5 separate regions of the Homo sapiens genome follow, and regions 1, 2, 3 and 5 are each linked to region 4. Evidence: chromatin loops called from intact Hi-C (ENCODE). Cell type or tissue: endothelial cell of umbilical vein. All regions are shown on one strand. Region 1 overlaps ADAMTSL1 (ADAMTS like 1). Region 2 has its middle 220 kb from the start of ADAMTSL1. Region 3 overlaps LOC107986990 (a long non-coding RNA gene). Region 4 holds the start of LOC105369293 (a long non-coding RNA gene). Region 5 overlaps ADAMTSL1 (ADAMTS like 1).

The links. Hi-C counts contacts between places; a loop is a spot of excess contacts. Peaks named below come from ENCODE experiments on the same cell type or tissue, not always from the same donor. Only the 100,000 strongest peaks of a DNase experiment are listed, where the experiment ranks them.
Region 1: a loop joins it to region 4, with 5 times the contacts of the local background. A loop is called at or near these places in 2 of 110 quality-filtered maps.
Region 2: it touches region 4 in a loop (5-fold over the local background); 82 of 110 quality-filtered maps call a loop at or near these places.
Region 3: a loop joins it to region 4, with 7 times the contacts of the local background. A loop is called at or near these places in 12 of 110 quality-filtered maps.
Region 5: it touches region 4 in a loop (10-fold over the local background); 2 of 110 quality-filtered maps call a loop at or near these places.

What each region holds. Positions count from the first base shown.
Region 1 is chr9:18,487,754-18,492,753 of GRCh38, reverse strand. The region is part of intron 1 of ADAMTSL1 (ADAMTS like 1); the gene reads right to left. Among named protein-coding and RNA genes, the nearest start is that of ADAMTSL1, 16 kb to the right of the region's middle. In endothelial cell of umbilical vein, no CTCF peak of the experiment used is centred here; DNase peaks (open chromatin) are centred at 3 and 1,953; H3K4me3 peaks cover 510 bases; H3K27ac peaks cover 3,389 bases.
Region 2 is chr9:18,252,590-18,257,589 of GRCh38, reverse strand. It overlaps a transcript of ADAMTSL1 not described here. Among named protein-coding and RNA genes, the nearest start is that of ADAMTSL1, 220 kb to the left of the region's middle. In endothelial cell of umbilical vein, a CTCF peak has its summit at 2,338 (motif pointing left); a DNase peak (open chromatin) is centred at 2,329.
Region 3 is chr9:18,357,530-18,362,529 of GRCh38, reverse strand. LOC107986990 (a long non-coding RNA gene) reads right to left here. Exons shown (of 3, transcript XR_001746428.1): 2 at 348-1,659. It also overlaps a transcript of ADAMTSL1 not described here. Among named protein-coding and RNA genes, the nearest start is that of ADAMTSL1, 110 kb to the left of the region's middle. RefSeq lists an enhancer at 1-1,424. In endothelial cell of umbilical vein, no CTCF peak of the experiment used is centred here; DNase peaks (open chromatin) are centred at 2,359, 2,959 and 3,959; H3K27ac peaks cover 3,524 bases.
Region 4 is chr9:18,436,582-18,441,581 of GRCh38, reverse strand. LOC105369293 (a long non-coding RNA gene) reads left to right here and starts at 4,078. Exons shown (of 5, transcript XR_001746429.3): 1 at 4,078-4,341. It also overlaps a transcript of ADAMTSL1 not described here. RefSeq lists an enhancer at 2,376-2,931. In endothelial cell of umbilical vein, a CTCF peak has its summit at 2,965; DNase peaks (open chromatin) are centred at 2,941 and 3,601; H3K4me3 peaks cover 1,006 bases; H3K27ac peaks cover 2,448 bases.
Region 5 is chr9:18,788,430-18,793,429 of GRCh38, reverse strand. All of the region lies in intron 19 of ADAMTSL1 (ADAMTS like 1), which reads right to left. Among named protein-coding and RNA genes, the nearest start is that of MIR3152, 220 kb to the right of the region's middle. In endothelial cell of umbilical vein, a CTCF peak has its summit at 2,141 (motif pointing right); no DNase peak of the experiment used is centred here.

The sequences.
Region 1 (5,000 bases), 51 kb before region 4:
AGCTACAAAAATGTCTATGATTCTAAATTAGTCTATTTCATTTAAGCACATTTACAAATCAATTTTCTAATTTGTAAAATGGAACATAAGCATTTGCTCTGTGTAACTCATAGAGTTATTTTTTTAAATATAAGTGCTAATACATGAAAAAACGTTGTGCAGTGCAATTAATAAATGAAATCCAAGTAGAGGCAGTCCTACAGCTTCAGTCCTAAGAATTGTTTTGTTACAAAGCAACTCTTGAAACAGAGAATCTCTGCTGGGACTTTCTTTCTTTGCTAATACAATTTTCTGCATCCAGAACCTATGGCAGATCCTAAAGTGACTTCTGAATAATAAAAGAAATGCTAAATTATACTCTGTACTTTTTATTAATAAGAGTTTACTCTTTAATACTTTGAAAAACAATAAATACTTGTAAGCAAAAGTCTCCCAAATGCTGAGATAAAAGTCAGCTTTATTTGATGTTTTTCAGTTTCTATATTGACTTAATTCCTAGCCAAGTGTTAAGGAATGATGTTTTTTTCTTCCTGTGATGTTTGTATTATAATGTGCTATATCAATAATCTTCATGACATACTTTGTTTTGTATCAAAACAGAAACTCTGTTATTGTGCTTCCCTACTGTGTAACTTAGTTTTTTAAAATGCTTTCCTACATATTAAGTCCTTTATCAATAATAAATGAGAGTCAGTTACTATTGTCTTAGTATAGCTTTTGTTGTAACTACATCAATCAAGCCATGCATTCTCTAGTTAAATAGGTATTTACTTCAAAAACATGATAGCCTACAATTTTTTCTTTAAAATCTTGTCCAGAGTAGATTGTAGTATAAGTGCCTCATTTAAAATAACTGTCTAAAAGAACCTGTCCTTATCGGGCCACTATAATTTGTCATCATTATCTGTAAATAGTACAGCTCTACTTGTATTAAAATGGGAAATAATAATGGTGATTAGAGACAAATATAGCAGTCATCTCTTCCTATCTTCCAGTCAACAGAAATATTTACGTTTTGGGGCTGGCTAAATTCTGCATACTTTTGGCATTTTTAAACTGAAAAATATAATCCAGATATTGTATATATGGGAAGGACTACCATCTTCTAATTTATAAATTAAATGATCATGTTAAGGAGCCATCTGCAAAACCACTTATTAAATGTTTATTATTAACAGTACATGAAACATGACATGATTTTTTGTGATTTTTGTGAGCCATCTCTGGCTCTCAATGCTTGCAGAGTAGAAGCAAATACTTTGAGAGTTTATAAAGCTTAATTGTGCTTTCAACGTGTAAGCATTTTCAGCCTGTTACCTTTTTGTTTCCAGCAAGAAGAGTTCTTTTTCCTTCCACATCGATGTTGTTTAAGAGAAATAATATTTAAATTGCATTAACATGCTTAGCAATGTGAAAAGTTAATAGATTAATGTCTCAGGCAGTGTTAGAATTACCAAAATGCCTCAGGAATATATTAAAATGGATCTTGGCCACAGAAAATATCAAGAATGCTGAGGCACACCACAGGCATCTTTTTTAAAGCCTGTTTTGTAATAAGCAGAGAAAGTGAAGGTGCTAAATCATGGTTTACTACCCCATTTGCCTCACAGCCTCTCTGTCTCTGGTGCTGGGCCTCAGAAATCAATTTCACACACGGCTGCTATCAGCATTCTTTGAGCTATTAAGACGAAAGCACTTTCTCTTCTTTTTATTAAAACCAAGCTCCCTTTTATCACATAGCTCCTGCTTTGTGCTTTCCTGCCTTTACACTCCACTCTGTCAGTGGTGAGGGCTAACCTGTCTCCTGCCTCCCTTCCTTTCAGTTCTAAACTTCTTGAAAGGCTAACCCATGTTCACTGCACCCACTTCCCCAATACTCCCGAATTCTCTAGTGCTTTGTAATCTGGCTTCTGCCCACCGCTTGGCTGACGTGGCTCCTCTGAAATTCATCAGCATCCTGTAATTCACCACATCCTATGACTTTCCCTCACATCTTGCTGCGGAATATGCTCCCCTGGCTTCTTTGGCAGCGAGTTCTCCCCTGTTTTGTCCCCTGCCTTTTCTTACTCATCTGGACTAGCAAATGCTGTCATCCCCAAGACTCTTTCCTCAGGCCCCTGTTCTCTCTGTGCTCCGATTGATCTTATCCACTTTCCTCACTTGAGTTGTCTTCTCCTTGCATGTGATTTACAAATCTACGTCTCTTCCAATCTCCAGGATTCTAGTTTCACTTACCTGAATGCTTTGTTGATACTTTAAACTCAGCACATCCAAAACCAAGCTCGCTATTTGGGGCCCCAATATTTTAGCAGTCTTTCCCCCTAGCATAGTGATGAACATACAGACATTGCTATACAACAATTCCCCTTTCTCCAGCCTCCTCTGTCTTCCTCCTCATCCCCTTCACCTACCCCCTCTCCCTCCCTCCAATCAATTGCCTCTGCCACCTATTCTGCTTCTGCTGTGTAGCTTCCTTCTGTTCCCCCTGTCTGCTAGAGCCCCCATTCAGACTCTTCTTGCAGTGGTCTTCTATGTGATACACAACTGGGACCCCAGCCTGCTTCCAGCTCTGGCCAGGCCAGTTCCTCTGTGGCATGGGTCTCAGTGTGCCAGGACACATGCAGTAAAACAGCTGAACATAAGATAGGAATGATGGTTTGGGACAGGGCCTTGGATCCCAGCTGAGGAATTGGTCCTTGAGTAGACTCCAGACAGCTGGAGACAGTGAAGGCTTTTGAGCACGAGATGACTAAGGTTTTACAGTTTTCAAAGTACTTACACGTACTTATTTGATCCTCATAATACTACTATGAGGCACTGAAGGTTTATGGGCATTTTAGGAAAAAAGGGGAAATGAGGTTTCTGTTAAAGGGTAGGAGACAAAGCCAGGTTACCATCATTTCCTCAACAGATGAGAGGAATTTAGTATCTCTTTATGTCTAATTAAATAAGTGGTATACAGTTGGGTAAGTCGGTCATTTGGATAAGAATTAAATTTAGCTATCTGAGAAGAGCAGTGGGAAATATGACCAAATACTTAATCTCACACAATGGCCATCTAGAAAAAGAAAAATAAAGAAAATAAAAGATGAGATGACTAGTCTGTGTGGAAGACTGAATGTTCTCAGCGTATGTTTTATTTTGTCCCTTCAAATTGGGCTCAGGAAGGTTTTAATTTCTTCTATCTTTTACGAAATGATTTAACATGTTCATGGTTCCTATTTTTTGAATGAAAAGTGTATACATTGAAGTGGCTGGTGCATTATACTTCAGATTACGCGACATCCTGGTAACTGGAGGATTTCTGAATCTCTTTGTGCATGCTATGTAACAGGATCGGATGATCATCTTCACATTAGGCACCAGAATGCTTCCTCTCACATATAGACTTAACAATTTACAAAGTGCATTCACATTGACTACAGGAGTTCCTGGAATCAGTATATTATCCCTGTTTTAGGGACAAGGGGCTCCTAAGTTTTTGATTTTCACAGGGAGGAAGGGAGTTTATAAAGCATCTTCAAATATAAGAGATATATCCACTAACAGTTAAGAGGTTTTTGGAACCCTTTAAATATTCAATTAGATCAGTGATTGTCAACTCTGTCTATACATTCAAATTACCTGGGAAAATTGCCAATGTCTGGGTCTCTCCCCAGACCAACCGTATCAGAATCTCTTGCGGGGATGGAGGCTGCCAGCCACCCAGATACTTTGTTTGGAATTCCTGAGGTGATTTTTATGCAGAAGAGGGTTGAGAACCCTAAATTAGACAAGCATTTATGAGTGAATTCACTGGATGACTTTCTTGAACCAACTTTTATCTTTATTCTGTCTTAGACTTACTGGCTTCAATGTGCTCCAGACCCCACAAATTCAAAAGCAATCTTAGTTTTTCCTCTCAGTCCCTTTCTTTGAGATTGCATGGAAGACTGTAGTTACGAGGCAAAACTGTCAGCTGCTGTGAATCCAGGGAAAGACAAGAGGTTGGTTTCTGGAATGAGGTAGGGAAATTTCAGCCTTGCAGGGAGAGAGTAATAATTGCTGATGTTTATTGGGCACCTGCTACCTGTGTGGGGTACTGTGCTGAGTAGGTTGCATGACTTGTTTTATTAAACTTCACAATGATCCTTTGAGGTACATGCCATTGTTGACCCCTGTTTTACAGGCAAGGAAACTGGGGCACAGAAAATGACAGAAAGGTTACACTGGTGGAACCAGGGTTGAAATCCAGGCAGTCTATCTCTTAACCACTATTTCTGTGGTTATCAAATGTTGGTGTGTATCAGAATTACCAAGAAAGCTAATAAAATACACAGAGGTCTATACTCATTGAAGTAGGAGGGGCCGGAGCCTTCATAATTTTAACAAGTGTCTGGCTGATTTGGCTACTGACCAAACGTGGGAAGCTACTGAATTATGGTACACTTGCTTCCAGATAAGGAAACAGGCGCCCCTAGATTAAGAATAAAGGAGGTCCTGGGCAGAGGGTTTTGATCTTGATAGGTGACAGAACAGATCTAAGGTAAGACAAACATACAGACTCTCTCCAGGCCCTCAGATTGGGGAGATCAGTAAATAAAGGCGGGAATAATCCACATCAGATGATAGGGAATGAGAGGGTTCCATAATCGTATTTCTGCATCTGAATCTTAAGCCTAGCTTTGCTTCTATTCGTTAGATATTGGAAAGACTGATACAGCATTGCATCAAACCTAAGATGCTATAGACTGAAGTGACATTCCTATTTTATATGCCATTACGAACCCTTTTAAAAATGCCACTCACTAAACTATGGCTGCTATAATTATGAAATTCATTCAAGTTGCTATAATCAGAAAAAAAATTTGTGTCTTAGGATCGATGAAATACGGTACAAGCTGTGAACTGCAATGAACTTGGTTCTGAAGCTGTGGAAATCGCTCAGCACACTGGGGAGGCTCCTGCTAACCAAGGCCAAAAACATAGTTCAAACAACATGGAAAATAATCTGTACTGCA
Region 2 (5,000 bases), 180 kb after region 4:
TTACACTCCCAACAGCAATGCACGAAGATTCCAATATCTCCATATCATCACCCACACATTTTATTTTCTGTTGTTGTTATTATTATTATTTTGGAATAATAACTATTGTAGTGTGAAGTGATATTTCATTGTTGTGTTATTGTACATTTTCCTAATAACTGGGGTGTTGAGCATCTTTTCATGCGCTTATTGAACATCTGTATATCTTTAGAGAAAATGTCTATTCAAGTCCATTGCAAATTTTTAATTGAGTTGGATTTTGTTTTGAATTCTCTGCCTTTCACATTATCTTTTTGGATCTCCTCCATTCTGTAGCAAGATACTCTTGATAAATTAGAAAATTACAAAATAACTTTTTGTTTTTAAAAAACATTTTTATGAAAAATTTCAAATATGAAAATTTAAAGAATTGTGTTGTGATGATCACCATACCTGACATCTAATTTTTGTAATTGATATTTTATTATATTTGACTTATTTCATACCTATCATCTATCCAACATTCTACCTGTACATCAATCAAGCTTATTTTTTGGATGAATTTAAGATAAGTTGAAGATATCAGGAAATTATTTTTAATGAACAAAAACCACTCTCATGGAATGTGTAAGCTTGAGGCAGGGGTACAGCTGTCTCTGGGACTTCTCTGGCAGATAAAGTACAAGCACAGAAGAGGGGTAAAAGTCAGTGGGGGTTTAAAACTCTTTTACTTTGAATATGGCTTAATGAAATTTCTTGGGAAAATGAATCAAAGAAAACATTCCCAAGGAACAGGCAGTGCTGACAGGGAGATGTCACTATCAGAGCACCCGGGCTGTATATTACGATGGTTGCTGGGCAACACCGCTGGCTCATCTGGTTCACATGTAAATAATGAATCCTGGGCTAGAAGCAAAACTTCCTGAGGCTAGTAGGTTCCAGAATTAGCTCTTAAGCCTCTCTGTCCCTCTCCTACTATAGCACTGGCTCCTTGGTCTTCCCCAATGGGCTGTTAACTCCTTTGATGTCAGAAACCATATTCTATTCATGTCTATGCCCATTTCTTTTTCAAAACATCATCTAACATCTAGGATAGTGTTTTAGACAGAGAAGGTTCACAATGACTTTTGCAAGCTCCATTAAGCATCTATATCCTCCAACCTCAGGGTTCATTGGACTGTACTTTGCATTCTTTCCTGTACCTACACCCTACCTTTGAGGAACTCCTGGAAACCCTGTCAGGAGTTCAAGGGTCTAAGTTGCCCTTTCTTATTGCAACCAACCTATTGCCTGCCTAGCGTCTTCCATCTTTGTCAAACTTCTCATGCTTAGACAAACGTCCCAGCCTGTACGATGCCCTTTGCCTTTGATCCAGCATGAATAAAACCCTCCTCAAGGTCATTTATGAGATTTCATGTCATGGAAGCTGAGTAAGAAGGGGACCTTCAATTTAAAGGTGCAGAATGTAGACTTGTAGACTATGCTCAGAGAAGCATTATGTCACATTTTAAGAAATGGAATCTCATGATAAGAGTGAGAGAAATTATGCTTTTCGGTTGGAAGAGCATCTTCAAATAGGAAACAAGGAAGATTGCCAAAGATAATGTTGTAGTCATCCAGACATGAAAAATCAAAAACAGGGCTCTTTGATGGGGGCGAAAGTCAGTTGCATATGAGAAACAAGACCACAATCAGATTTAGAAACAGATTATAATCTCTGCTTCGCAGTTATGTAGTCAGAAAGACTCCCTGAGTCTTCTGACAAAGAGGGTAGATGGAAAGGCTTACCAAGGGCCAGCTGGAGACCAGGGAAAGAGGCAGAGAGGTGGGAGGGAGTGGGCAAGGAGTGGGATTTCGACAGAACGATGAATTGCATCCAAATAAATAAGATTTAATAACAGCATATGAAAAGACAAAGTCCTCATTTTCACCTGTCTCTGGATTTGCAAACATAGATATTTCCTTTAGAGAGGAAACCACTATATTTATGATTGGTTCATATTTCACACCTTTATTCATACATATCCTGTAATGTAAAAGGCCTATTTCTTATTACATAGGAAATGCTAAATGCACTGGGGAGTCACAGAAATGCTCAAAGCTTTTCTAGAAGTTAACATAAGTAGCTGGTCACAGGAGTACAGCCTAAAAAACAAAGCCTTCTTTCTGACTCTGCAGAAATTAAGTACTGACATGTGAAACCTGCTGAGAGTTTCGTCTGTTTTTACTATCAAAGCCTCATTCTTTTTTTTTTTCTAAGTATGAGCATACACACATGATTTAAAGATGCTAGCAAACGCTCATACGCCTGCCGCTTATACGCCTGCTACAAGGTAAAGAATGCGGCAGCGCCCCCTAGTGGTTTCTGTGTGGAGTTACAGCCTACGAATGTGCAAATACACGGGACCCTTCAGCTTTCATCCCTTGACAGCCAGGACACTAAAACACCAAAAGCTGGAATTTGTTAATATTATAATGCCAAACAAGATTTCAAACAATATCAAGTTTATTAGGAGGAAAAATGAAGACAAGTCAGATATAGAAACTTTCACTCAAACATTTAATGAAAATAAATGCAATATCATTTGCAAATCCAGTAAGGTCACACTTTAAATACAGAAAAAATATAACCTATAGATCATCAAACGCAGGTGAGCTGGCTTTGGAAAATTGGGTTTCTATTGCTAAGACAAGGGAAGATTACCAATTTAATTCTTGCTCTAGATAATGTCATAAATTTAGCTCCTTATGTATCAGATTTAAGTTTAACAAAGTAAATTAGCAAAGCCGACAAAATTTTCCCCTTCTTGCCACATAGCTAATAACTTTATACATACCAACTGTTCTTAATTTTAAAAATGATTGTAAAATGCTCCACTCACAATTCTCTTCTTCCCACACTTTCTCCTTACTGCAAAGTGTATTTAAGAGTACTGGGGGGGGCGGGGGGGCAGGCGCGGTGGCTCACGCCTGTAATCCCAGCACTTTGGGAGGCCGAGGCGGGCGGATCACGAAGTCAGGAGATCGAGACCATCCTGGCTAACATGGTGAAACCCCGTCTTTACTAAAAATACAAAAAAGTTAGCCGGGCGTGGTGGCGGGAGCCTGTAGTCCCAGCTACGTGGGAGGCTGAGGCAGGAGAACGGCGTGAACCCGGGAGGTGGAGCTTGCAGTGAGCTGAGATCGCGCCACTGTACTCCAGCCTGGGGGACAGAGCGAGATTCCATCTCAAAAAAAAAAAAAAAAAAAAAAAAAAAAAAAAAAACCAAAAAGAGTATTGACGGTAGTTCCATAGGTGAGGCTGTTTAAGATACTATGAAAAGAAAACGTGGCCACCCGTCCGTAAATGTTAGCCCTCAAATAATAATGATGACTAACACACTACTTGTTAAGAGTTTTATAGAGTTTATCTCATAGCAAACCAGTGAGGTGGACGTGATTAGCTCTCCCATCCTACAGGGGAGGAAATTGAGTCTAAGACCACACAGCTTACAGGGTGGCTCAGGTAAAATTCAGATCTAGGGAGTCTGACTCCAGAGCTCAGGCTCTTAATCACTCGAGGAGGTGCTGCCTCCCAAACACGATGATATCTGGTCTACAGTGGCAGGTTGCACACAGATGGGTCAGCACGTGAATTGGCACGTAAATTTGTTGCCAAAGGAATGAAGATGGCAATGTGCTTGAAAAGTTGTATATCATCAAAGACTCATCAAAAAGCATGCCATTATCACTGCTGGTGCTTGCCTCGTCCCACTACCTAAGAACTACAGCTTTAGTAGTGTGTGTGAAGCTAAGATTCTAGTGGAATTGTTATTTAAGGGGAGATCTCCGGAAATTATGGGGCTGCTCCTACTAGCTAGAATTTCTTTAAAGCATCAAATTGGATTAAAATGAAAGACCTGAAAAGCAGTTCCAGCTAGAAACAAGGAACCAACCAGACAGACCACAGGGAAGCTTGACAACTTCTAGAAAGAAGCATTTTCCCCTGACTTTGCCCACAGAGCAGTGAGAGATATACAACCCAGGTCACTTACAATTTTTTGTAAGCTGCTTCTGTTCTTGGGGTTTAGGAAGTAATCAGCGACGCTTCCTATAGTAATGGGGGAAAGTGGAAGTTTTCATTCTATTTTTAGAAAAGAAATATAGGCCTAGTTTTTTACACTATCTTTGATAAAATTAGACAACTAGTTAGAATTATTTTACTTTCTTGTTATTTTTTAGCACTAAACTAATATATGATCATTGTTACCAAGAAAATCTTCAAAAGATGTATAAAGGAGAAATTAGTCATCTCCATCCACCCAGGGTCCCTTTCATTCCCTCCTTCCTGAGGTAACCAATGTTAACATCCGATGTTCATCCTTCTACCACTTTATGTATACCCATACAGACATATACACTCATATATAGACATAGGTAAGGTTTCAGCTTTTTATTTGGTTTAGAAATGAGATAGTACCATACATATTGTTCTACACCTTGGTTTCCTCACTCATCATGACATCTACATCATAGAAACCTCTCCAAATGGACAGACATAAATGTAACATTCTTTTCAAATAGCGGCACAGTATTCCATAGTATGGACATGCCACAATCAATTCAAATATTTTCCTAATGGTGAAAATTTATTTTCTTTACAGTTTAAAGGACTGGAAGATAATGAGGTAATAAACATAGTGTAACATATGTTTATCTCCTGCTGCTTGCTTTCCAGAGATTCTCCAAAGTTAGATAGCTTAGTCAAAGCATATGTATTTGTAAATTTTATTAGATACAGCAAGATAACTTTCAAAAATGGTGACAACTAATACCCAACCAGCAACATTTAAGATGCTCATTTCCTAACATTCTTACCAGGAATAGATAATTTTACTCTTGAAGTTTTGCTAGTATGATGGGCTTTAAAATACAGTCAGCACCCCCTTATCAGCGGGCTCTGTATCCGTGGACTCAATCAACCGTGGATAGAAAATTTTGAAAAAAAATTGCATTTGTACTGAACATGTATAGACTTTTTT
Region 3 (5,000 bases), 79 kb after region 4:
GAACACAAAGCAAGGAACACTCAGCTATTCAATATACTTCTCTCCAAATAATTAAAACAAACCCAAGTTGAATATATGGAATGTAAGAAGAATGGACCATGGAAAGTAAGTTAATTGCTAAAATTTTCATTTCCTGAGTTGGCCTATGTTCAATCAAACAATTATTCTGCATTACTGCAATACTAGACATATGTGATATTTCTAGAGATTCCTAATATATTTGTTCCAACATATTAGGCACTTCATCAGGTCTGAGTTTTTTTTCCAACTACGTTCTAAACTGCTTTTGCATTCTGCTCTATATTCCAGTGTTAGGTGAGAACAAAATTGTATGGATCTTAACTCACCTGTTCCAGTTTTAGCTGGGAGAGAATCTATGTGCCCACTGGTGTCAGAACTGTCATCTTCTGTTTGAATGAAGAACCTTACAGTGAGAAATTTCAAATGGTAAACACAACTAATGTTCAGTACCCACATATTCCTAGATTCTTTGTGCTTGACAACACTTCTACCCCATCCCTTTCCATATGTAACACAACCTTGACCTAAGAGAACTGCTCCCTCTAGGCACAAGAAGTATTTTATGCTCCCCTTCTGTCCCAAACAGAGGGCCTCTACTAAGCAGGGATTGGAAGTTGTGCCAAATTGCACATAATTGTGCGTGATGAATTTGTAATGCAGGCTAAAACTTGCTGGAAACTCAGCTGAGACCACCAAATTCATTTAGTTGGGTTTGGTTGGAGGCCAATCCTTTATTCACTAAGCTACAAAGTCTCCGGAGATTTTTATTTGCTCACAAAAATATCTGAATCCAGCACTAGAGTCTTTCTCTGCATGAAAACTAAATTAGTGTGGTGTTGCTTCTCATAGTTCTGCTCCTTCAAGTACTCTAGGGGATTAAAAGCTGGAAAAAAAGAAGTGGCTTCGGAGTGTAACACAAACAACTCTAGATGCTGAAAATATAATTTCCCTATTGTTTGCTTTAAGGCACAACACATCATTAAGTTCAAAGTCATTTAAATGCAAGAACCTACGATTTCCCCCCAAAGCCTGCAGCCATAAAGACATTTATCACAAAACAACTTCTAATTTCAAAAGGAATCATATAAGTATTAGATTTAATGTTCAATGACAAAACTGTTGTTGAAAATCGAGAATATACCAAGTGAAATACACTAAAAAGAAATACATCAACATTTTAATAGTGGTTATTTTAGGAGTTGAATAATTATAGATGATTCCTCTGTTCTTTTCTTTATTTTCCAAATTTTCTATAATGTGACTTTAATGCTCCTTATAATCGAAAAATACACTTATTGGAAAAGAACCCTAGATACATTACAGATGGTTTTGTTTTTTCTCATGCTATTCACATACTGCTGTAAAATGTAAACCTGTCGACAGTACAACTCATGGAGGCACCCACATTCGGGGGAAAACAATACCATCTTGTATTTTATAAAACTCCTGCATTCCAACGGGCTCAAAACACATTTAACAAGCTTCATTTCATGATTCTAATCACCATTTTTCTGAGATACATTTCTTACCAATTGTTAACTCCTGAGATTTACTCAGATTGAGATTTGTTCATTTATTTGGCGGCAGGGAAAGCAGGAGATGGGAAACTTAAAAATGGTTGTTTTGGAGTCCATTTTTCTGGGGGAAAATGAAAAGTTTAGGATTATGCTCAAGACATCCTAGTCACAGAACACAAGAAGAGAGACCCCTGTCAATGAAATCCATGTATTAATTGGTGGGCACTGGAGTGATTTTTCATGTTAGATGTTAAAATTTCAAAAACATATTCATTAAGTGCAGTGTTTCTCAATAGGAGTGCTACTGACATCTGCCACAGGACAATTCTTTGTCATGTGCAACTGCCCCACTTTGAAGAGTGTTAATGTCTCTGTTCCCATAACCAGTAACAGCCTCCCCTCAGTCACTGGGGAAATAAAAAATCTTTTATTTACAGTTGCCTCTATTTGGTCATCATTCATTTAGGGTATCTCACCTCTTTACCCCAAAGCATGAAGTCGTACCAATGTTAATACCATTTTATGGAAGAGGGCACTGAAGCTCAGAGAGTTCAAAAATCTTGCCCAGAATCTTACACCTAGCAAATGACAGAACCAGAACTGGAGCCCAGTTTTCTGACTTCCTGCAATCCAGTGCACTGAAACCATGACAGGACTCCTAGGTTGTCTGTTTCCCTTCAACATGTTTTTGTGTAGCTCGTAGATCATGTGTCTTCAAGTTACTATTCCTTTATCTTTGCTTTCAATTCAATTCAACTCAATCTGGAGTTAAAGTGATTGAGATAAAGAGACAGAGGCAGCTGCTTGGGGATCAGAGGACAGAGCATAACCTAAGAAAGCTACACCAGACACAGGAACCTTCTGTAAATAGGCAGGACCTAGGAAACCACATCTGACTTCCCCTCACTGTGAGCAACAGCAATAATACAATTACTATATATTGAGCACTAATCAAGTGCCAAGTACTTTGCTAGATGTTTTAATCTCTAATCTGCACAATAATTATGGAGGGTTAACATTATTATTAGTATTATTGCCATAGAGCTGAGGACACTGATGAGGCTCAGAGTGGTTAAATAACTTTTTCAAAGTTACTTAACAAGACTTGAGTCCAAGGTATCAAATGTCAAAGCAGGGGTGGGGCATTTTGTGTGGGCGGGGGGGCGGGTGGGGAGGTGGGGCATTAACCCTGCTGAATGGGGACTTCTAGGGTAATGCCAACACTTTAATAAGGAACACCCTTAGAAAAGTTAAAAATAATATGAATCAGGCTGTATACATATCTTACATGATCAAAATGGGTGAAGGCTTACAAAAGATGGAAAAAGATCTGAAAACACAATCTTGGTGCAGAAGAAAGCAGTCATTTCCTTAATGGGAATTACTGTAATTTTCTACAGCAGACATTCAGAGTCATATCCGAATGGGAAGCTATGAACACTGGCAAGGACCTTGATTCAAATATCTTCCTGGTGAGTAAAGAAACCACCATTAGTAACCATCTTTTGGGTCAAACATTGTCCTCACTTTGTTCTCCTTTAATGTGGAACTACTTCTGGGAAAAGAATCACATTGTTAAACTGTAAGTCCCTGGTGAAAGATTTAATTTGTGTAACCTTTTCTCAAAGATGATTGGTGCCAAACATTCTTAGGACAGCATCGGATTCTGGGGGCAGAAGAATGGAAAAGATGGGGGCAGAAGAATGGAAAAGATGGAGGCTGAAGGGATCCAAAAGGGCCCCGATAGAGGGAAGGGGATATCTTTATACACAAAACTCCTTAATAAGTAAGTGCAGGACCAGAGCTTATTTTGTACTAAAAAAGTCACTTCAGCCCAGCATGTGCATGCATATATGTTTGCCTGTATGTTATATAATTGCATATAATTATTATTGAGTTAACTTTACCTAAATTACTGGATAAGAGCATGGCAGTATATCTGCTTGTAGCATGCATTCTAAAAAGAGAAGAGTGTTCAAACTGTTTGAAGTCACTGAAATTTAAGACACTCCCAACCCCTACCCCACCCTCCATGACTCTGAATGTCTGCTATAGAAAATTACAATAATCGCTACTAGTTAGCATGTGATATTGGGAAGCAAATTCTTAATGGTCCTAATTGAAAATGTAAGTTCACACAAAACCCTGTGCACAAATGTTCATAGCAGCATTATTAATAAGAGCCAAGATAAGGAAATAATCCAAATGTCTATCAAACAATGAATGGAAAAACAAATATGGCATATGCATAAAATAGAACACTATTTAGGCATAAAAAGGAATGCAGTATGGATACATGCAATACCATGGATGAAGCTTTAAAACATTGTGTTAAATTTAAAAAGCCAGACACAAAAGGCCACATATCACATGATTACATTTATATAATATGTCTAGAATGGGCAGACTCATAGAGACAGAAAGTTGATTAGTCATTTCCAGGGGATAAGGGTTGGGGAAGAATTGAGAGTGACTGCTGCTTAATGGGTATGAGATTTCTCTTTGGAATAATGGAAACATTCTGGAATTAGTGGTTATGGTTGCACAACATCGTGAATATCGTAAAATAACTAAATTTTATACTTTAAAATAATGAGTTTTATGTTATATGGATTTTATCTCTATAAAAAAATGCAAAAATGTTCTTAATGGTCTTACTTTTCCCACAAAAGGAAGGAGCAAAGAACAGAAAAATAATTGACTCCAACTATCATTTCCTCCATATAGTTCAATATGTGGGGAAATAGATCTGAAGTTAACTAGCATTCATTAAGCTCTCCCTTATTCCAGGCACTGTTATGTACCTAATATATTTCTCACTTAATTTTCACAACTGTAAGTATATACTGGTATTCTAAATGTGCAGATGAGAAAACTGATTAACTGACTTGACCAAAGTAACATGTCTAAGTCACCGGAACAGCCAGGATTTGAACTATTTAGGTCTATTTGGTCCAAAGCCTAATGCTCTCATTCACTATTCAATACAGCCTCCTTGGAAAATAGGGTGAGAAGGAGCTTTAGACTGAACAACAACAAAGTAAAATATATTCTTTGGAGTCTAATCCATTATGGGGCAGTGGGGGTAGGGATATGCAGAGAGCTGGACAGGGTAGAGAATGTTTCAGGTCTAAAACGATAGCAGTATCATTCTAGCAGAATAATAAATATAGAGATGGAGGCTGCATAATTGTAAATGACAGGTCTTCATTTTCATGTTTTCCAATTCTAGGTTATGGAAAAACAAATGAAATATATATTATACCTTGTAGCTGGCAATACTTAGACTATTGAGCTTTTGGCACTATATTTGACTATACTTAAGAACAAATACATACAACTAAAGAATACAATTCAGATAAAGAAAGAGGAACTAGATTCAGATTCTGAAATATTATCCTTATGCAAACTTGAGATAGTGAAAAAAAAATCTAGCAATGCTTAAGCTAATCTCTGCTTGCA
Region 4 (5,000 bases):
TAGTGAATTCTTTTCCTTCCCGTGGCAGTCCAGGGTGAATTTCCCAGATCTTCCTTTCTATCCCCAACAGAAAAAAAGCACTGGATCTGAAATCCTGTCTTATTTTAAAACTGATTAGAAGTGAGACATGTATAGCAGCCTTGTGACTAAGAACTAATATTTACCAGCCCACACAAACCTCTCAGTAGTCTGGATTTCCCCAAAGAGGGCCAGCTATTAGAAGAATGAATGGAGTCAGTATTTTCTTTCCTTTTTAAAAATTGAGATACAATTTCACATTCCATAAAATTCACTTTTTTGTGAGTGAATTAAAGTGTACAATGCAGTGGTTTTGACTGTATAAGATTGTACAACCATCATTACTAATTCCATAACATTCTTATTACCCCCAAAAGAAACCCCATTCCTCTCCCCACTCCCAGCCCCTGATAGCTACTAATCTACTTTTTGTATCTTATGGGTTTGACTGTTTTGAACATTAACTACAAATGGAATAATATTATATGGGCCCTTTTATGTCCGGCTTCTTTCACATAGCATAATGTTTTCAGGGTTCATCTATGTTGTGACATAAATCAGTGCTTCATTCCTTTTTATGGCTAAATAATATTCCAACATTTTCTTCTCTTTTGCCTGTCATAAATTGTTGTTCTTTGTTTGGATGAGCCGCTAATATGGGTCTACAAATGGTGTTAAGAAAAAGATTAACCTATTTGCTAAAATATTAATAGCTCAACCAAATAGATTTTGAAGTTAAGAAATTCCTGGTAGTCTGGTAAGTAAAAATAAAGCTCTTGATTTTCCCCTCTTCCACTTTCATATGTCAGTAATAATTACTGGAAAAAGTAAATGGCCCTTAAATATGACCATCTCTTCAAAATGATGCATCATATTAAAATTGCGGTAATTTTTAGGAAAGCCTACTTATAAAAAAGAAGTATTTGACTTTGAATTAAAGATATATATAATATATATATATTATACATCTGATAAAGTCTAGTGTTTACTAAAATAAAGTGTTGTTTTTATTTACCTAAAAATTTAACCTAAAATACTTTTCATAAAGTAGGACTGTTAGGCCAATTACAGCATCCTAGATGCTGATTGCAGTGTCTTGTGCTTATTGAATGAGCAGGATGGGTCCTTATCTCCCCTGTCATTAAACTTTTACGTTTTAAGATAGAGTCCTATATTTATAGTAGTATTTATAGAAACCTAACACATCTTTTAAACTGTACTAGTGATTTTACAGATTTGTTATTGTTTTTGTGGGTGTTCTGTTCACAAAGTTGCATGGGTACTGAGGGGTCTACCTCGATCTAATTTTCTCATGAGTCTGGTTCTAGTGTGTGTTTCCCAGGATGCAAGGTGTTTTCCAGAAATGCATATTGTACCATAGCAGAACTCCTGTATGTGTAAAAGCATAATCAAGAAGAATAATGCAAGGAAGTCTACCTGAGAATATTACCAAAAACATAATAAATACATTTTAAGAGAATTTTAAGCAGGGTCTGCAGTGGTTAGCTAGCTAGCACCACAGTGAGCATATCTCAGGGTGTTTGAGGAAGATTTAAAATTGAGTACAAATTTAAAATTGAATACACATAGTAAGTTACTGGATGGTGTGAAGTAGTGTACTATAGATTAAAAACTTAGGCTCAGACCACACGAGGAATCAGGAGTCAACCACTTTCTGATTATATGACCTTGGACACACAAATTATCCTTTTGTCATCTATCAAACGGCTGTATGAAGATGAAATGGGATAATAATATAAAGTGCCTAGAAACTTGCCTGACATTCCTCCAATAAGTACTGATAAAGCATTCAAGAGCCAGGCACTACATTAGAGTCTGAGAATACAGCAGTGAACAAAATACAATTTTAAGTCTTCATTTTTTAAAAAAGTTATTATAAGCCAGGAGCAGTGGCTCATGCCTGTAATCCCAGCACTTTGGGAGACCGAGGCAGGCAGATCACGAGGTCAGGAGATCGAGACCATCCTGGCGAACATGGTGAAATCCCGTCTCTACTAAAAATACAAAAATTAGCTGGGTGTGGTGGCGCGCACCTGTAATCCCAGCTACTCGGGAGGCTGAGGCAGGAGAATTGCTTGAACCAGGGAGGTAGAGATTGCAGTGAGATAAGATTGCGCCACTGCATTCCAGCCTGGGCGGCAGAGCCAGACTCCGTCCAAAACAAAACAAAGCTATTATAAAGATGTTTGTCATTTACTGATATCTTCCATATATTCCCCCAAACTGGGTGTCCTCAGTAAGGAATAACAATGAGCAAATTCAGTGTTACAGTGTTATCTGTTCTTTAATGCCTTACTGGAACACATGAAAGGAAAATGAAGACATAGGAACCGGGGGTGATTTGTTTCTAGACCATGATGAGGGACTTGGAATTTGCCAATGCAGGACACACAAGTCCCTGGCAGGGCGGTCATGACGTAGTGAAGACGACACCATGTTCCGTAAGATGCTTTCGGAATGCAACGTCCAGGAAGCCTCCAAAGGAATTTTGCAGGAAACCAATATGGATACTTTGAAAATAAAAGGAAAGGAAAAAAGAAAAAAAAAAAAACCTGTCAACAACCCATCACTGGCAGCAGGGGAGTGTGCATAAATGCGGGTGGGGGACAAAGGCTCGGGACTGGAGCTAAGCCGGTGTGAATCGAGGCTGCATGTGCCTGGGTGTAGTGGACCGTGCACACTTGGGGAAATGCACGTGGTGCAATGAGCCTCTCCATTTTCAGAATTGTGAGGGTGAGCGAGAGGGGCTGCCCGGCGTGTGCAGACTCTGCGCCGGCTCGTCTGTTTGGGTAAGCTGAGTGCAGGGTCCTCACTAGCTGCGGAGGAGTTGGCGCCGGGCACCCGGAGCCGCAGCCAACAACAGCAAATGGTGGCGGCGAGGAGGAAGCCTGCGGTGCTGCAGCCCCCTCTAGGGTAACATTCACGAGCTCGAGAAGAAAGCGAATGCAAGAGGGCAGTGCGGGAAGGGACACGCTTGAAACCCGAGCAAGGGGATGGGGCCGGAGAGAGGAGGAAGCCAGCCTTGGTTCCAAAATACTGCCGTCAGGTCCTGCTGACACCAAAGCAAAAACATCCCTGGCCACCCGAGGGGCTGGGAGGCCGCCTTCAGCTGTCCGTGGGGGTGGCTGCCCTGACGGTGTTGGGTTCCTAGCAAAAGATCAAAAGGCGAGCTCCCTACTCTGAAAGCAAAACTGGCCTGTGTTTTCCAGAGAGGAGCTCCATTTTCACCAGAAGTTATTTTTCAAAAATAACAAGTTCTGTTGATAGTCTTTCTCTCCCTCTATTTCTCTTATCATTCCTATCCTTTTTTTTTTTCTCCATCTCTCCCCCTCCTTTCTCTTCCTATGATTAAGACTAGAAACGTGCAGTAAATGCTTTCAGGTCACATAACGCCAATGAAGAGACTTTAGATTCTGCTTGATGTTATCTGGCCTGATGCAGAGAATAAACAAAACCCAGCATACCACCATCAAGCACGCGTTAACAAAAGTTCCCTGGCTCCTCACTGACTCAAGAGTGACCTTGATCCTCTCCTTCCCGTTCCAGCAGGCAGCAACAGCAGCGGGCATTAGCAGACAGGGGTGTATAAGTGCCCGGGGAATGGCGCCTGGTCTTGGCACTGCGAGTGTATCAGTGTTAACAGCTGGGGGCATAAGTCATGCTTAATCAGGATTTAGTGGCAACTTTCAGTCTCAGATTAGCCCAGCTAGCAGGCAGGGGCTGTGTTCTTGCCAAAGCTGGGAAGCTCAAAAGGTCATGTGATCTCCTGGGGTTAATACTGGTATTTAATGAAATGCCTTGCTTATCACTGTTCTGGGTCAAGAGCTTTGTTTGTCACTGAGAAGAAATCACTGCCAAATATAATATGATCTAGTATTGTGGGTAGCTTTCTTTAACTCTCAAAAGTTATCTCTGTAACTCAGACCCTAGAAAGCCAGTTAGCTAGAAGCAAGTTCAAAAAGAATTCAGAAAGGGAGGTGGTGGGGGTGGTTAGGAAGGCAGGTCAGTAGACAACTTCTGTGACATCCTAAGGAGTTCAGACTTGGCCCTGTAGCAGTGAGAAGGCAGTTAAGGATTTTAAGCATTGTGCAAAACAGAGTAATAGACTGCAGTCTGTCATGACTAGAAGAAGGGGTCTCATTGGAAGAAACTGGAGGGACAAATCAGACTCTGAACAAAACTAGCAGCACTGGGGATGGAGCAAAGGGATTGAATACAAGATATATGAATGATGTAAAATTTACAGGCCATGGTGACTATTTGGACACGGGACATGGAGAGAAGACTGCTCTGGCAGCCTAGGTAGGTGGATGCTGTTGCTGCTATTGAGGAAGTTGGGAAATGAAGATAAGCAGTGGATTTGCAAGAGGGTTGGAGTGGAGATAGTGAGTTCAGTTTTGATGCGCAGAGTGTCCCCCTCCATGTGAATCCCTCTTAGCCACCGAGAATTGCCTTGTCCAAGATTACAACCATCCTAGATGGTGACCCACAGCCAATGACTGGCTGATGCTCAGATAACAAGGCTGAGCCACCCTGGCTTCAATTTGAGACAGTTCTGAAGGGTTGTTTTAGCTCTAGAGTGTCTGTTAGGGTTGGCTACAACTTTATGGTGGGTCAACTTTTCCCTCCACCTACTGCTCCTGCCTTCCTTACGGGTGTATCTCTCAAGGGCACTCTGCAACAAACATTTTTGCAGGAAGCTCTCCACCTCAGAGTCTGCTTCCAGGTAATGCTGTATAATACAGTGTAGGAGAAAGGATTCCATGATGATGGCTGAGAAAAAATGATGTGGTTCTGGAAACTAAAGAGGGATTTTCCAGGAGGAGGGGGGAATCAGCAGCATCAATTACTCATAGAGAGGTAAAGTAAAATAAGAGCTGAAAAGTGTCTGCTGAGCAACACAGAGGTAGGCCATGGGTGACCTGGGCAAGGGCAGTTTAAAGGAGCAGTGGACTGGAGAC
Region 5 (5,000 bases), 350 kb before region 4:
TTTCCTCACTATTTCCCTTGCCGGGTCTCTCCAGGCTGTATGACATTTGCATTTCAGCACCACTTCTAATCAGCTGTCAATTATTCTGAGGTGGGTGACCAGTCTGGCAGTGAATGAGATCTCCTCAGCTCAGCTTTTGGCCTTGGGCCTACTACATTGCTTATTCTTACCTCCTGTCAGAGGAAAGGCAGGAAGTAGAAGTAAGGCTTCCATCAATCAATCGAGTTATATATGGGCAGCTCTAGTAAAATGGGGAAGGAAATAGACACCTTAGTTAAAGGAAGTTTTTGAATGATTTGTGCTTGATTTAGTGCTATTCCAGATCATCACCACTATTACTGGAGACCCTCAAGTTTTGTGGCATTCAACTAGAGCTGAAACATTGTGAGGGATGAAAGGAAGCCTCTGAGAGCTTGTGATATAGCTCATCCACCCATACATTCACTGAGAGATTGTGTTATGGCTCATCCAACCATTCATTCACTCATCCATCAAACATTAGTTGCTTTTTTCTCAAAGTCAAACAATTACATGTTAGTTTATTTCGAAGAAGCTAATAAGAGAAAGATGACTATACAATTTACTTATCTTTGGTAAACCATACAATATTTTAGATCATAGTATGACTGTTTCCTGAAGGAATCTTATCAGATGCAACATAATGTAATATCATTGCTAAGTCTCTTCAGGTGTTCAAGCTGTTTTAGATTAGAAAATTAAAAATCAACTTTATGATTTAAAGCTTTAGGATGTCCCAGGAATATTTATGCTTTCACAAAAATTCTAAATAATAATGAAAGCAGGCTTAGTCAAGTTTCAATAGAACTGAGAATGATGGAACTCAGAAGATCACTATTCAATTTCACCACATGGCAAAGGTAGAAATTAAAATATGCTAAGTTCCCAAACCCATTAGGGTAGCTGGCTCCCTGGCACTGGAAACATCTCCCTTGTCCCTACAGAAAACGGTTCTTGGACACTCGCAGCAGGAGGCTAGAAGATAGTTCTTCTGAACTTTGTTTTGGTCCTACTATGATTTAAGTAATGGCCATTGGCAAATCTCATTATCTTCCTCTATTTCAGTTTACCAACTTCTAAAATCCAGTTGAAGTCTGTTTTCCTGCTCATCAGAGGGAATTGTTAAACTGGGGTATATAAGGAATTTCTAGATCCTCTTTTGGTATTTCCAATGACTCTTTTCTTGGTAATGCTGCACACTCTGAATGGCAAATTAACCATGAGGGAGGAGGGAGGATGAGGAAATTGTGAGGAAGGAGTGAGAGGGGCACATGATATTGGCCAGTTTCCCCTAGGCAACTTATTAGATCTCCATATTAGAATCATTTTTTTTTTGCATACAACTACTGCACCTGTCTGATTTCAGGCAGAGGATGTAACCCTCTCCTACCCTGGCCCATTTATTTTTAGGTGGGGGTTAGTTTTTATAGTTACACTGGTTTCTCCAGGCACTAAGTAAGCCACCATGCTTTCTGCCCATGTCTGAAGCCTGGAAAAGAATTCCTACAAGGCTGATGAAAGGAAGGGAGGTGATCCATCACAGAGGGCACAGAGTGGTAAGGATTTGAACTAGAATAGGAGTAGCGGCAATGGAAACGGTGACATGTAGATCATGAGATTTAGCGTTTGTATAGTCTATTATTCCATAAACACTATATACATAGATAGAGAAACTGTAGTATTTATTTTCATAAAAACAGTCTTAAATATTGTCTTAAGACAGAATCTACATGGGAGAAAGCCTGAATTTCTCACTTATTGTGTATACTTATAAAAGTCACTTATATTTATAAAATGGAACTGTCTAGCTCAAGGGTACATAGTTATTTGGGGGCAGAGTCAGGATTTGAAGTAGAATCTCATGTTTTTGGTCCAGCACTTTTTTTTTTCCACCCTATAATCCCTTTGGGACCACCATAAGACTCAACTGTTTAGTCGTGCTTTCTTCTTGTAATTAGAAAGCTGCCCACAGTGTGTTCTTTGTACATTTGGCCCATTTGCATGTTATTTCCCTCTCTCTTAAAATCCACTAAGACATAAGTCCTTTCAGGGATGGGGGAGGATTTGACTCCTGTTATTATACATACAATATGCCCATAAAATTGGTAGATGAAGGCTTGAAGGCTGCCACTAGGCGGAGCAGTAGTTCTGGAGGGGGGTCCCATGCAGGGCTCTCTGGGAAGCACCGCCAGGCAAAGGAAAGGCTTGCTGCAGAGACGGAGGCTTGCTTCAGTTTACCTAGCCTGGCGACTAGAGAGAGAGATTCCTGGAAAAAAACATTTTCTTTGTATTTCAGTAGTCTACTCTATTAATTTAGCTTAATTCGCTAGTTGCTGATTTCTGTCAGTTTATATTTAGTTTCCAAATTTGATAGGCTTGCTTTAGAATGAGCAGGCAGAGAAACATAGGGCTGCTTTCCAAACAAAACCTATAGGATTCCTTTGGAGCTGTTTTGGAATTTATGGAACCAGAGGATGTGGGGACATAGAATGGGTACAATTAAGACCTACATAGCAAGTGGTACTGTGGTCATGCTAGGTATATCAATACTCCTTGACTTCCTCCCAGACCTGTACCACACTTTTTATTTTTCTAGCCTAAAATTTATTACTTTACTTCTTTGACCCTACTTCTAGCCAGAAAATGAAGGAGCGGTTTTGTTTTTCTGGGGGCCTTTATTTGTAAGCTTCTATGTGACAATATGCCTTCACAAGCATGCTACAAATTAAGGACCAGCCGAGAGGGTGCAAGAAATTGTTTTAGTACAGAAGTAAAAATCCTTGTCATGCATGAGAATAAGATATGGACCAAATGCTCACAGGCCATTTCTACCAAGTATAATCTCTTTCAGGATAAATCATCTCCTCTGCATTTGGAATGTGTAGTGCTTAAGGGCTCTTATTTGAAACAAAGGCAGCTCCGGGTGTATAAAGGAAAGTCTCTGGAAGTTCTGTGAGTAGGTTGGCATCATGGGGTCCTCTGGATCTTTGGCTCAACTGTGACACCACTGTCTTGTGTGAACCTACTTCTCAAATTGATCTCCATGCCCAGCTATGAGGAGCTGCCTTGTGGAGGGGAAGACTTCCCAAATTGGAACCAAGAGACTCGGACTCCAGTCTAGAGTCGTGTGGTGGGCCTTAGGCAAGTCATTCAACTGTGTGAGCCTTTAAGTTTCTTCTATAAATTGAGGCTAATACTGACCTCACAGTGTTCTTGCGAAGATCTCATAGAAGAGTATATAGACTCATTCTTACTGTTTTCCAAGTAAAAAGGTCTCAGTTTAAACACCAGATAAAGCTAATAAATGATTTTTTTTTGATGGTACACATAACCTAAGTAACCTTCTTGGAATTTCTAGTTGTCAGACAAAATATTCAGGTTCTGGGTAGAGAAATGCCCATCTACTACCTGGGATATGTTATTGTGCCACCTCAGGCCTCTCATTCTGACTGGTACGCTTTCCTAAACCTATTGTAGGCCTCAACACAGGACTGGAAGCTAGAAATTGTGGGTGTATCCTTTCTTTGTAGAACAGTAGCTTCCTCTTCTTTCCAAACTTATCTGCCCCACATCCCAATACAAACTTGTCACTCTAGTCAAGATGGCCTCTTTGACTCTCCTTGTCATTAGCTTGGGGCTAAAGACAGGCTCCTCCTCCTCCCCCTCCCTTAAGAACAAGTTCTAGTTCTATTTCCTTGTGCTGCTATACTACACAAGAATCTGTCTGTTTCCTGATCTAGTTGTTAAAACTCCACTACGAAGCCTTTTTCAATCAACAGTGTCTCATTTCTTCAGTGAGATTATAAATTATTATCTCATTCATAGTTCTCTCTTCAGTATTCAGCATAGTGCTGGCACACTAAATAAATACATAATAAATACTCATTTGGTTACCTTCAAAGCAACGGGGCTGAAAATGATCATATCCACAATATAGCATAGCGGACAGTGGTTCAGAGGACAGACTCCGGAGCCATTAATGATGGGATCAAATCCCCGCTTTGCCACTTAGCAGCTCTGTAGCCTTGGGCAAGTAATTTACTTAACTTCTCAGTGACAGTTTCCTCATTTATAAAATGAGAATGATAGTACCTACCTAGGGTTGTTGTGAGAGTTCTGTATAAGCTAATGTATTTAAAGGACACAGAAAAGTGCCTGGCATGTAGTAAAAAACTACAGAAATGTAGGTGATTATGATTTTGTTACAGTTGTTAACATCGCCATGATCATTACCATTCACTCTTCATGCCAGGGCTTATAAATTCTAGATGTCGTGAAGACATGGGGAAATGAGAAATGTAGAGATTTCAATGAAAAAACATAAATTGGGTGTATAGAAAGGGAACAAAGGGTTTGCTGTGCATGGGACCAGGGAGGAGAAAAGAGGAGCAAGAAGTGAGGCCACGTAGCACGTTGGGTTGGCAACTACCTTAATTCTATTCTTGACTCAGGAATCTCTGAATAAGGACAACTAGTTATTTCCATAACTGTATTAACACCAATAACCAAATACTGAAATTTTAGAACACTAAAAAAAAAAAAGCCAGAATTCTGCAATTTCAGAAAGGAATACAAACAAGAGCAAATGAGTTAGAGCTGGAAAACAGTGAACTCAGGAGCAAGTAAGCAAAGTTTGTGCAAATAACATTAGCCCCAAATTCCTATTTATAGGACCAGATGGTGAAGTCTTTTCCTTATCCTAAAATGGGTATTTTTCTGCTTAGGGATTCCTTAGATTAGGATAATGGAATCTACCACAAAGCGGGAGCGGGTGCTAGTATTTATAGGCAAATGTATATGCTTTTTATTATTGAATCCTTACTACCATGTTACTAGATTGATGTTATTTTCCCATTTTAGAGAGCAGGCAAAAGTTCACAGAAGCAATTTGCTCAGCTAGTACATGGTGGCATCAGGAGTAAGGAATAACCTTTGACTGTTCTTAAACTGACAGCATCCAGGAATCTACCGGGGCCTAGTTG